4 separate regions of the Homo sapiens genome follow, and regions 1, 3 and 4 are each linked to region 2. The links are chromatin contacts, found by Hi-C in ENCODE. All regions are on one chromosome and are shown on one strand. The core of a region is the stretch at or near the end of the contact, and the rest is flanking DNA. Distances in the headings are between cores, read along the strand shown. Region 1 holds the start of ZNF793 (zinc finger protein 793). Region 2 holds the start of ZNF180 (zinc finger protein 180). Region 3 holds the start of ZNF607 (zinc finger protein 607). Region 4 holds the start of ZFP30 (ZFP30 zinc finger protein).

Region 1 (2,797 bases), core at 10-2,509, 7.0 Mb after region 2:
AACATGTTACTTTAGATAAGTTTAGCACGCGATCCTTTCAAATTATTTTCATTATTGTAGAGAACAATAAAAAGGGTGTGGGTTCAAAAAAGAGTTTTCAGATGGGCCTTGGTGGAGAGGAACTGGCTGCTATTCAGCTAGGGAGTGTCACCTGAGTGAAATGTGTTCCCGCTATGCAGGCTTGCAGCCTCAAATCTGTGATTTTCCCATCCCCAATCTCCACATTTCAGGACCCTCAACACCAACCCCTATAAGTCTCCTAATCAGACACGCATAGTGCCCCCAATCACTGGCCTCCAATCTCCAACCCTCAGAGGTTTTCATAGTCACTGATATTCCCCTATGTTCAAATCTGACCAGGAGAGACTACAGGTCAGTAACTACAAAGAACACCGATCCGATCTGATTGCCAGTGAAATTACACAGCCCCCAATCATGAATCCACACTGATTGCCAATGATATCCCAACGACTGAGGATCAATTGTTGATTCTCACAGTCCCACTCCCACCCACAAGTGACAGTCCGAATCACTGAGCCTCATTGAGGCGTACCTTTAAGATAAGCACACTTGACTCTATTCTCCATTCCCTGATCTACAAAAGTCCAATCGTTAATACTCTCCGATCCTCCACCGATGATATGAAGTAAGTCTCAATCACCGATGGCCCAAAACATTTCTCCAAACATTCATCACCACTGACCTCCCTCATTTGAACCCCAAAGTTTCCACAATCACCAATTCCAGTACCCAAACTATTACTGCCCACAGAACTTAGAACCTCCGATCACTGATCCTCTCGGGCTCCGATCATTAACCTTAAAGATCTCTAAACCAGTGTCTGAAAAATCCCAACTGACCCCAGACCCATGAAGACCACTATTACTGACCCCATGCACCCTGAAAATCAAGACATTTCACAGAACTCGCATTTATTGATTCCCACACACTCCCAATCCATCTTCTTCAGAGACCGTGCCACTGACTCCCGCAAACCTCTGTCCGCCACCACTGAGGCCCCGCGAGGCTCAGACGCCGAATCTCTTAACCCTTCAGTTCCCTTGTCATTGACCCTCACGGGCACCCATAGCTGACCCAGTCGGCCACCGTAGTCGGCAGCTCACTATCCTCCACTAGTCCCAGGTTTGACCGTTTCTCAAACCGTGCCTTCCCATTTATGCTGCATCCGCGCCCTGAATCTGAAATTGGTCGTCCTGCCACGCCGCCTCACCGCGGTATAAGGTCGTCCCATCCTGAATGGCCGGTGCGCAGACTCAATTGCGACTTTGAGGCTGTCAGCCGCCACCCGGCAACCTTCCAGTGAACAGGATTCTGGGTTTCTCAAAGCTGTAATTGGAGGTATGATGGCGACGCCCACTTGACTCCTACCTGGGGCGGCCATGTTTAAAACTGTGCCGTAAAACGGATGATTAAGCCCTTTGCTAGACCAAAAGATAAGGCTATTTTAGGACAAGGAGAAGGAAGTGTCCCTGGATCCCTAAACAGAGATGTCGTCTCTGCTCTTAACTCAGCATCTCAGATGCCAAAACCTCCTGTGGCCAACATGGTGGCGCCCAGACATCAAAGCTGAGCTTTCTTTGTCTCCGGCAGCCTGGTAAGATGGCCGCGTACATTTTTACCGCTTCTTACGTGCAATGGGTGCAGCCTCTCCTAGGAGCTCCCCTATGGCAATGTGAAACTCTTTCTGAGCCAGCTCTAGGAGTTAGAGAGCAGCGAAGAGACTCGCTCTTAGGGAGACAGAGACAGCCTAAGGACGGGCGTGACTTCACGGAAAGGGCGGAGCCGCAAGGAAAGGGCGGGGCTGCCGCAGCGGGAAGAGATCAGAGTTCTTAGCGCATAATGGAAAGGAAATGTTGAAAGCAAGGTTTTTACCTAAGGAGGCTTGCCCGAGAAGCCGACCTGAGGAAAGAATGAGTGCAAGCAGTTTATTTGGTAGGTGGGGGATGGAGAAGTGAGACGGGAGCGATGGGAACGAATATACAGTGCATAGGTGAGCAGATTAGCTCTGGATCAATGAGGGCTCAGTCAGCTTGGGACCTCTGGGGGATTGTGTAGAAACCACTTCCAAGTTTTCACAACCACCAGGCCGATGAAGCTTACATATGTCTACACCATCTCTCTTCCTAATTGTTTTAGGGCCACTCCAGAGGTGTTAAAGCTCCAGCACTTCGAGCCTGCCTCGTGGGAAAGTCTTAGGCTGAGTCTGTAGGTGTCTGCAGTTAAGAAGCCAGCGGTCTGCATATGATTGCTCAGGGGTGGTGGCTGGGTCCAACAGCATTCACTACAGGCCTGCCTTGAATACCACCTAGCGCAGTGCTCCGCATATCACAGGTATTGGAACATCTCTAGAAAAGATTGCCTTGTCTTATGAAAATGGCTTTTTAAAAAAATCCTAATTCCAACTGGTCATCCTAGCAACTGATACAATAACTGACCTCAAAATGTTTCCCAATGATTCCTACCTCCTACTATTCACACTCTTATGTAGTTCCCTCCCACATTGTACCAGGGTTGGACTGTGAGACTAATAGAATGCAGTAGCAGTGATAGATGTCACTGCTGAGATTAAATATAATAAATGGCACCTTGAGTTCTGTCTTAAAGGCTGCTGCCCCCACTTTGAGAGAAGTTAGTTGCCATGTCATGAGGATACCGAGACAGCCTATGGAGAGGCCCAGGTAGCAAGGAACTAAGCCCTCCACCCAATAGCCTGGGAGTAGCTGGGGCCTTCCTATAACCAAGTGTATCACCCTTGGAAGCACATCTCCCAGCCCCA
Region 2 (2,924 bases), core at 284-2,783:
GTTTTTAAAGGTCAGAATTTACGTGAAGAAAACTACAGGAGTGCTTTGACAAGCATTTTAAAAACTAAAAAATTATGTATTTTCATACAGCAGGGCTCCAATTTTCAGCTACCTCCCTGGTAGGATGAAAATTAACACAACTACCTCATAGGCTGATTGGGCTTGGTAATGAAATATTAAAGTGTTTAATACAGAGACAGGAACCTTTATTTAGCCAACGAATATTTATTGAGCATCTATTATGTGCCAGGTCTCTCTCTTTTTTTTTTTTTTAGGTGTTGGGGATGCAGCAGTGATCAACATCGATAAAATGCTTTTCCTTATGGAATTGACATCGTAGTGGTAGGTCGGACAGTAGACCAAATAAATAATTAAAATATATAGTGTGCTAGATAGTGAAAAGTTCTTTAGAGAAAAAAATAAAAGATGAAGGGGGAGGCACAGAGCATGTGGGGAGGGAAGCGTTTGCTTGCAAGTTCACAACGGGTGGTGGGGCAATGCCTCATGAGAAGATGATATTCCCCTAATTACCAGACGGTGAGAGCCAAATGAATCCCTCAGGAGAGGCTGCTAGGGAGTGCAAAGAGCACCTGCAAACGACCAGGGGCTGGAGTCTGCTGGATCTGTTGGAGAATGGGGAAAATGTGCCAAGCAAATGGGCAAGAAATGAGGGCAAAGAGAAAAGGGGACTACGCCTGTAATCCCAGCACTTTGGGAGGCCGAGGGCGGATCACCTGAGGTCAGGAGTTGGAGACTAACCTGGCCAACGTGGTGAAACCCCGTCTCTACTAAAAATACAAAAATTAGCCGGGCGTGGTGGCTGGCGCCTGTAATCCCAGCTATTCAGGAGGCTGAGGCAGGAGAATCGCTTGAATCCGGGAGGTGGAGGTTGCAGTGAGCCGAGATCGCGCTATTGCCCTCCAGCCTGGGCGACAAGAGCGAAATTCCGTCTCAAAACAACAAAACAAAACAAAACAAAAACAGAGAAAAGGGGAGAGGTGGGGGGAACAGATCCTTCAGGCCTTATAGGCAGAGAAAGAACTCAAAATTTAAAAATAAAATGATTATATTTTAGTATTATTAAATGTAAAAACATAGATTCCTGAAGGGTTCGGTAGACGCTCCCTCCACTGTAAAATGGGGATGTCGCAACTGTCTCACAGGTTTCCCCTAGGACTAGAGGAGACAAGGGGTCGCGCGCAGCGTCTGACAGGCAGGGGGCACCCAGAAAGGGTCCCCGCCATTTCTATTGGATTCTGACGTCACGCCAGAGCGACTCCCCATGCGTCGCTGCACTGGCCTCGGCCTCCCGGCGCCGCGGCTGGTCTTAGTGCTCCCCCTAGACCTGCACATGCACAGGTGTGGCGCCCCCCCGGGCCCCGGACGAGGACGCCCTCTTAGCTTCTGGCCCGGTCCCCCGCCCCACTTCCTTGGAGAAGCCGGAACCCCGCCTACTGACCGTCCGCGCCGCGGAGGCTTCTGGGAATTGTAGTTCTGGCTCTCCGAGCCCAAGTGCACTTCCGGGTTCGGCCACAAGAGCAGCCATTGTCCCGCGCGCGGACGCTTGCTGTCGCCGAGCAGCTCGGCCCTTCAGACTTAACCCCCAGCGGCCTTGCGGATGCTGACTAGGAGAGGGGACCGAACTAGCTTAACCCGAGTCGGCCGTGTTGCAGAATCGGGGCAGGGGGTTGCCTAACCCGAGTTCGTCCTGCCGCAGAGCCGTGCTAGGCACTGAGGCGGTGACAGGCCCAGCCTGGGCTGCGGGCCAGCGGACGCCCAGGTTGGTAGGGGCGTGGGGCAGCGCTTGGTGTCCGATGCGCGCATGCGCAGGGTCTACGCGGGAAGCTGGAAGCGGTGGTGAGTGTAGCGGGGAGACCTGGTATCTGTGCGGGTGGCGCTTTAGCCTCGGGTCACCGGGGTTGATGGAGTTACTGATACAGCTGTATATTCCGCGACTGTCCTCTGCGTGCATGCGCGGGTGCTTGGTCAGGTGGTGCTCTTGTCTGGGGCCTGAGGATGCCCAGGTTGCTGGAACACAGGGCACATGCATTGATGTAAGGGGACATCTTGAGAACTCCCCTCCTCCAATGCCGGGCTTATTTAGTGGAGGCCTGAGGATGTCCGGGTTGATGGAGTGCTCCATTGCAGATTGTGGTTTCTGGAGAGGAGGGGCTGTGCCACTGTCCCTTTACTCTTGATCAGGTATTTGGGTAGGAAGCAAAAGGTTGTAGGTAAGATTCCGAGCAGGTGGCTCTGGGCCCCTAGAGCAGACAACGCGCTTCTCCAAGGTCTGGGGGCGCTGTGGTTGGTGGAGAGACCAGATTGGAGTTGCAGATTCTTGTGCCAGAAGAGGCAGTGTTGCTAGTGAACCCTTGGTGGGAATTACCCATGGGCAGCAAACTCCCAGGCTGAAGGAGGGTATCAGGGCCTAGAAACAGGTTCTGGGCAGAGGGCCCCCTGCACGTCCTGGGGGTGTCTGAATGGAAAACAGAAACTTGAACTGATAGTAGGGACCTATGTAGGATAGTGCAGAGCTCTAGAGCATTCAAGATGGGCAGAGACTCCGGGTTGGAGATACAGAATTTAAGTCCAGGAAGGACAGAGCTGCAACAGCTGCCATCAAATTGGTAGCTGGGGAGGAAGCAGTATGTTGCCAGCATCGTTATGAAGCAGGTGTTGCTGAGACCTTTACTTGGGTACGCTATTTGCAGGCGTGAGAATGTGCAGGTTAGTAGAGGGACAGAGCCTGTGCTGCAGATTTGGTCCCGGGAAGAGCTGACTGCACAACACCCAGGCCGTCATGATTGGGCAAGAGAAGGACAAAGGGCCCAGTTCCCATTGAGCTGCTGTATCGTAGGCTCGAGAACCCCCACGCTGGCGAGTGCCCAAGTCCTGGGGCTGATTATGGAGCTGTATGCTCAAGC
Region 3 (2,865 bases), core at 229-2,728, 6.8 Mb after region 2:
GTTGGGAGTTCGAGACCAGCCTGACCAACATGGTAAAACCCTGTCTCTACTAAAAATACAAAATTAGCTGGGCATGGTGATGCATGCCTGTAATTCCAGCTACTCAGGAGGCTGAGGCAGGAAAATCGCTTGAACCTGGGAGGTGGAGGTTGCAGTGAGCCAAGATCGTGCCATTGCACTCCAGCCTGGGCAACTAGAGCAAAACTCCGTCTCAAAAAGAGAAAAAAGAAAAAGAAAATAATATGTGGAGTCAATTTAATCCATTGATCTATGTGTGGTATTTCTGAGAGATTATTCAGGAGATTCAGGAGCAACAAATCCAAGAACTAATTAAGAGAAGAAAAAGTGATCAATAAGTTCTTAAATTGTAACTTTAATAGTTTTTTTTCCTTGACTATTTGTATTTTTGAATGGTGATTTTTTAGTTTTGTTCCTTTTCCTCTTAGGGTATAGACAAATATTTTTTATTTTTAAATTAATTTTACTTATTTATTTTTTGAGACAAGGTCTTGCTCTGTTGCTCAGGCCAGAGTGCGGTGACACCATCATACCTCACTGAAGCCTGAACTTCCGGGCTCAACTGATCCTCCTACCTTTGTCTTTGGAATAGCTGGGCCCACAGGCGTGTGCCACCACACCAGGCTAACTTTCATTTTTGGTAGAGTTTGGGAGGAGGAGAGGGGTGTCTCACTATGTTTCTTAGGCTGGTTTTGAACTTCTGGCCTCAACTGATCCTCCTGCCTTGGCCTCCGAAAATGCTGGGATTAAAGGCGTGAGCCACCGTGCCCAGCCTGTATTCATCAATATTTTATTAAGCCAAAGAAACAGGAAATTCGGACTATTAAATATTTGTCCGTTTTAGCTGTTGTAAATATTTCCCCCAAATTTACTTACCTAAAAATTTTTCTTATTCGTTTTTTACCATTTGGAAATTTTGGATGCTTCTAAATAACTATGAAGATTTACAAAGTATTACATGAAGGATCAAAAAAATTTTTTAAATTTCTTATTTTATCTTCAAGAAGCCTATTCCAGAACAAAAATAATAAAACTATTTAGCAGTTATTTCTTCAGATGATTTTTTAGTCAAATTTTTAGTCAAATATATTCGTGTCCAAAGATGAAGAACATAATGTCATGTATTGAAGAATGTGATGGAACTTCAAACCCTCATATAGGACGTGAGTCCATTTACTTAGCGCTTGACGAGACAAGCTGGGCCTGTCGGGTGGTATTAAAAGTCCCAGTCCCATGTGTTACCAAGGAGGCCGGCTCTACCTCAGGAGCCATGAGGGTTTCGGCGCCCCACCCTGAGGAGCTCACACCCATCCAGCAGGTGATCCCTTCCGAGGCTACCTGGATCAGTTTCTACTCAGACTCGCCTCCTACTGGCCCTAAGAACGCACTAACTCCACCCTAAGCCTCAGGCCAGGGGCCCAGTAGTGGCCGATCTGCGCATGCGCACTCGAGGCAAGGCGGCCACTCCCAGAAGTCTCCGGGGCTCGAGCGGTGGGTGGGAGGCGCGGTCCAAGTGGTCGCTGCCGTATTTCTCGTAGGTTTTTAGGATTCTGGACTCCATTTCTCACCGGTACCTGCGGTCCTGACTGTTCTGGCTTGGACTACATATTACAAAGGCAACGGAGAAAACTTGGACCCCTGGCTCCGGTTCCGGGACCTTTTGGTTCCACCTGAAGAAGGCGGCGCAGGTCACTGCGGGAGCCTCTGCAGCCCCAGCCCGCCGCCCGCGTGGTACCCTGCGTGGCGGTGAGAGTGGGGCTGCAGGAGGCGCTCAGAGCGCGGAGGCCCCCAGGCGGGCCGGGCGAGTCTCCCGCCTCCTCAGGCCCTAGGGTGCTGGAGCTGCGGAGGAGGGGCCCGTCTCTAGGAGACAGGCGGGGAGCGTGAGAGACCGCGCAGCGGCGACAGGACCGGCTTGCCTGTGTGACGTGGGTGCAGTTGCGGGACTGTGAGGGGTGCGTAGTCGACCTTGTGTGACCTGTACATGCCGTGTGTGTCCTTTGTAAAGCGTGCTTCGCTGGGCTCTGTGGGGTCTATTGACCCTTGGCTCCAGGTTCCCTGCTGCTTCCTGTGCCTTCCTCAGCCTAGTACGACTACAACAGAGAAATGGTCCCAATGGGAAATCAGATACTGAGTCTTAGATGAAGATTTCCAGTGAGAAGAAACAGATAGGATGAGAAGCTTAGAAGAGTAATTGCCCTTAAGAAAGGTATGATAGATTCTGTTAAATAAAAAAGTATTCAGTGACACTTGTTAAAGCATGCAAAGAACCCTTTATTCAGGACCATGGTGGTAGGTATTGGGATCCCGGCTGTGAGATTTTGCAGTGGGTAACAGACATTGGGCTCAACTCCGAATTCAGCATGAACAAGTGGGAATTTATAGCCAAGAAGGTTAGGGATCACTGGATGAGAAATTACTAAGAGGAAATGTCTGGGTTAAGGAAGATTCTGACTAAACGCACCTAACAGGATTATTTCTGGAGAGAGAGACCTGGGGGACGGTGGAGGATGAAGATACGGAGGCGAAAGGGTCTTGCTAAACTGACTTAGAATAGTTCTTTGCTATAGCCAGATTTTACAGTGAAGTGTACAGATGGGCCTAGCTGAAGGTGTAGTAGCCTGACTAAAATTTGGTCTGGCAGGGTTTGTCAGTTTCGAGTGTAGGATTCCCTCCTGAAAAGGGTTGTTACTCCGCCCCCACCTCCCGGTTCTTGGAGTTTCATTTACATGTTTAACAAACACGGCCTTGAATTCTGACCCCAAGAACCTGCAGTGAAGGATGATTGCAGGTTCCATCCAACATACTTCCTTCTGGTCGTGTGTATGAAATTACGCGCCTGCAGCCTTG
Region 4 (2,978 bases), core at 282-2,781, 6.8 Mb after region 2:
AAAGAAAACCAATAAATCCTTGATAAACAAACTCATGTAAGAAATGTACTTGGTTTTAAAGAGAAAATAATTGACGTAATTAGTACATATACTCCACATATTCACTTAACCAAAACTTGAGATATCTGGAAGAGATCAAGGAGAAAGAAGAAAGTTTTAAATATTTTAAATGAAGTATTACAATGAACATTTTTATTACTAAAGGTATTTTTAGCTACGAAAATGAGGCTGATCTTTCAACTAAAGATCAAAGAAACTTACTATCCAAGAATGCTTGGAGACATTGAATTTATCCAAGAGTTCATCCAGGAACAAAGGGGAAAAAACAAATCTCATTTGTTAGAATATTCCAAGACCAGGTATGGAAGAAAATAAAATGCCTCTCCCTCCCGTTTCATGGTGTCCTATTCAATTTTCTGACACAGTCCTACAATTCCATCATTTGGAAGTAATAGCAACCTTATTCCTTTCCAATTTTTTTTCCTGCAATTATTTTACTTGCCTAACACCACAGTCCTGAGGGCACACAAGGGCCAGATGCAGATAATCAAAATCCCAACACTCAGTTTCATAGGGACCCACAAACCGTCTCCATGGAAAACCAGAACCAGAAGCGCTGCCCTATCAGAAGGATTCTGGAAATAACGCTGGATGAGGCAGAGCCACAGTCACAGATCCGATGTCAGGTACGTCACAAACGCAGACACAAACCGCAAAGACCCCAGAGACCCGCTACAGCCAGCGTCAGAGTCAGGCACCACCGCGCAGCCTTCTCTGCGGCACCATCCTAATCCCCCGCTAGAGAACGGCACACGCGCACGCAGCAGCCCCGTGCACGGAAACACTACTCCGCCAGCGGCCAGGCACTCGGTCCAGGTACGCGGGGGCGCGGCGGCCGTCACTCAGCAAACACCACAGGCAGCACGCGCCGCGCCTTGGTCCAGGCTCGCGATACTGGGGTTTCCTCCATCCAACTCACGCCAGGGTCACGGCTACAGGCCTAGATTTGAACACTCCATCCCCATCGGGATCCTGTAGCCAACCTCCACCCTCCTCCAAACCTCCCGACCCCTCGGCAGGTGCGGCCCCACACTTCTCCCTTGCTCCCTGAAGGGCCCCAGCGTTCGCCCCCCGCGCGCTTGCGCACTCGAGGCAGAAGCCGATTTCCAAAGGTTCCGGTGAGGCGTCGCTGGGGGCGGGGCGGGGCTCGCAGCCTCCGCCTGTCTCCGAGCCGAGAACCAAATGAAAAATAAAAAGGCGGAATATTGTTTTTTTAAATTTTGGACCGCAGTGTCCACAGGGGAGCAGGCCTGGATTATCTTTAATGGCACTGGTCAGTCACGGGGCGGCCATTACAGGTAGAGGCCTGAGGCGAGGGACACTGCGGCCCCTCTGGCTCCGTCTCCCCGGCCCGACTATCCCCGCCGAGACCCGGCCCCACGCGCCCCTCCCGGCCCGGAGCAGCTGCGGGACTTGCCTCCGCCCCCCCGCGCGCTAGCGCATTCGCGACGGAGACAGGCGCTCTCCCGTATTCTGGCGCCGCTGACTCCCAGGGCTGGGCTATCCTCTGAGTCGGGTGAGGCTGGGGCTGGGAGCCGGGCGCCACTGTGGCCGCTGCTTTTCTGAGGGAAAAGAGCGCGGAGTGGGCCAGGTTTTGCAGGCCGGGCCAAGGTGGAGAAAAGGTTCCTGTGGAGCCTCAGGCCGGTGTGCTTTTTTTCCCGGGACTGAGCTTCTGCAGCCCTGAGGCCTGGAGGCCCGGGCGGTAGTAACTGTGCCGGACCAGGTTCGTGGGTGCGGCCTGTGGTGCAGTTGGAGACCGAGGCCCCGCGCATCCTCGTCCGCGCTTCAGCCACTTAGGCTCGGCCGTAGCGAAAAGGCCCAAGAGGGAAGTCAGAGGTGAACGCCCCAGGATGAAGGTCCCCTGCAAAACGCTGGGACCTAGATTTGGGGTGGGTGTCTGGGGTCTAGGAGGACACGCTGGACAGTTCCGAAAAGACACAGTGGGTGGTCCCGGGCGTGGGCAACCGGGTGCGGAACTACAGCGTACCCGGAGCTGCGAACCCAGACGCGGGTGACTGCTGACCCTCTGCCCTGTCGTTTCCATTTGTGCATGCAGGTGGCGGTTAGTTGGGGCCAGGGAAGCGTGGAGGGTGGGTTCCAATCGAGTCAAGAAAAGCCTGGGGTGTCCTGAACTCTGCCTGCTTCCCCAGCCCTGCCAGTTTCCAGAGAAGGCGCTTGAGAAGGAGAAACGAATCGCTGCTGCTCTTCTAAAAGCCGGTTCCCTGTGAGTTCGTGCTGCTGCTTTGTTTCTGTGAAATGCATTCGAGTTCCTTCCGTTTAAAATCCTGCTTAGGAATGATCTATTTATTCATTGATTTGGGCCTTAGGATTTCCCTACCTAGTTAACGGCAGGGGACCTAATTAATAGATTTCCCGTTGTTAGTGCCCACTTCATGCTGTTCTATAGTTAGACACATGGTTAGTTAACTGTAGGCTGCAAATTCAATTACTCTGTGAGCGCTGTTTTTCTAAGGATCTTGATGATATGGAAATACCCGTGCTGGAGATTAATGTTCATACTTTGTTTTTATTTGTTTTTTAGGGTTTAGATATGTTTAATGGTTCTGGGGTAGGAGTGGAGATTTCTTTTTTTCCAGGAAATTCATGAGTGGAAGTTTTTGGTACCAGCCAGATGTGGTTTGAGGTCTGGCAGCATGAGTTTATTTTGGGTATATCTTGGATCGACTGAGGGAGGTGTAGTGTAGTGGTTAAGAATTTCGAGCCTAGATTAAGTGGAATTGAATCCTGACTGCCACTTAAATCTGAACGAGTTTAAGCAATCTGTGCTTCAATTTCCTCAGAATTGTAATAGTGTATACTTTACGGTGTTGTTTTGAAGATTACATGAATTAATATTTGTGAAGCTCTTAGGAGAGTGCCTGGCACATAGTGAGTCCTTAATTCATACTAGCTACTGG

What was found. Hi-C counts contacts between places; a loop is a spot of excess contacts on that map. Pooled maps may share reads with other maps.
Region 1: a pooled map shows a loop between it and region 2 (8-fold over the local background). The contact joins the promoter of ZNF793 here to the promoter of ZNF180 in region 2. A Hi-C loop is called at or near these places in 3 of 50 pooled maps.
Region 3: a loop to region 2 is called in a pooled map, with 9 times the contacts of the local background. The contact joins the promoter of ZNF607 here to the promoter of ZNF180 in region 2. A Hi-C loop is called at or near these places in 3 of 50 pooled maps.
Region 4: a loop to region 2 is called in a pooled map, with 14 times the contacts of the local background. The contact joins the promoter of ZFP30 here to the promoter of ZNF180 in region 2. A Hi-C loop is called at or near these places in 6 of 50 pooled maps.

What each region holds. Positions count from the first base shown.
Region 1 is chr19:37,505,401-37,508,197 of GRCh38, reverse strand. It overlaps ZNF793 (zinc finger protein 793), which reads right to left and starts at 1,259. Exons shown (of 8, transcript NM_001013659.3): 1 at 1,232-1,259. ZNF793-AS1 (ZNF793 antisense RNA 1) reads left to right here and starts at 1,111. Exons shown (of 3, transcript NR_110723.1): 1 at 1,111-1,359; 2 at 2,158-2,352. RefSeq lists enhancers at 1,043-1,192, 758-1,549, 1,550-2,341.
Region 2 is chr19:44,499,131-44,502,054 of GRCh38, reverse strand. It overlaps ZNF180 (zinc finger protein 180), which reads left to right and starts at 1,533. Exons shown (of 5, transcript NM_001278509.3): 1 at 1,533-1,780. RefSeq lists enhancers at 1,078-1,127, 1,304-1,598, 1,438-1,647, 1,658-1,717, 1,264-1,764 and 2 more.
Region 3 is chr19:37,718,374-37,721,238 of GRCh38, reverse strand. It overlaps ZNF607 (zinc finger protein 607), which reads left to right and starts at 1,478. Exons shown (of 5, transcript NM_032689.5): 1 at 1,478-1,970. RefSeq lists silencers at 1,717-1,826, 1,887-1,976.
Region 4 is chr19:37,654,018-37,656,995 of GRCh38, reverse strand. ZFP30 (ZFP30 zinc finger protein) reads left to right here and starts at 1,531. Exons shown (of 6, transcript NM_001320669.3): 1 at 1,531-1,576; 2 at 2,117-2,284. RefSeq lists enhancers at 926-975, 375-1,362 and a silencer at 1,386-1,575.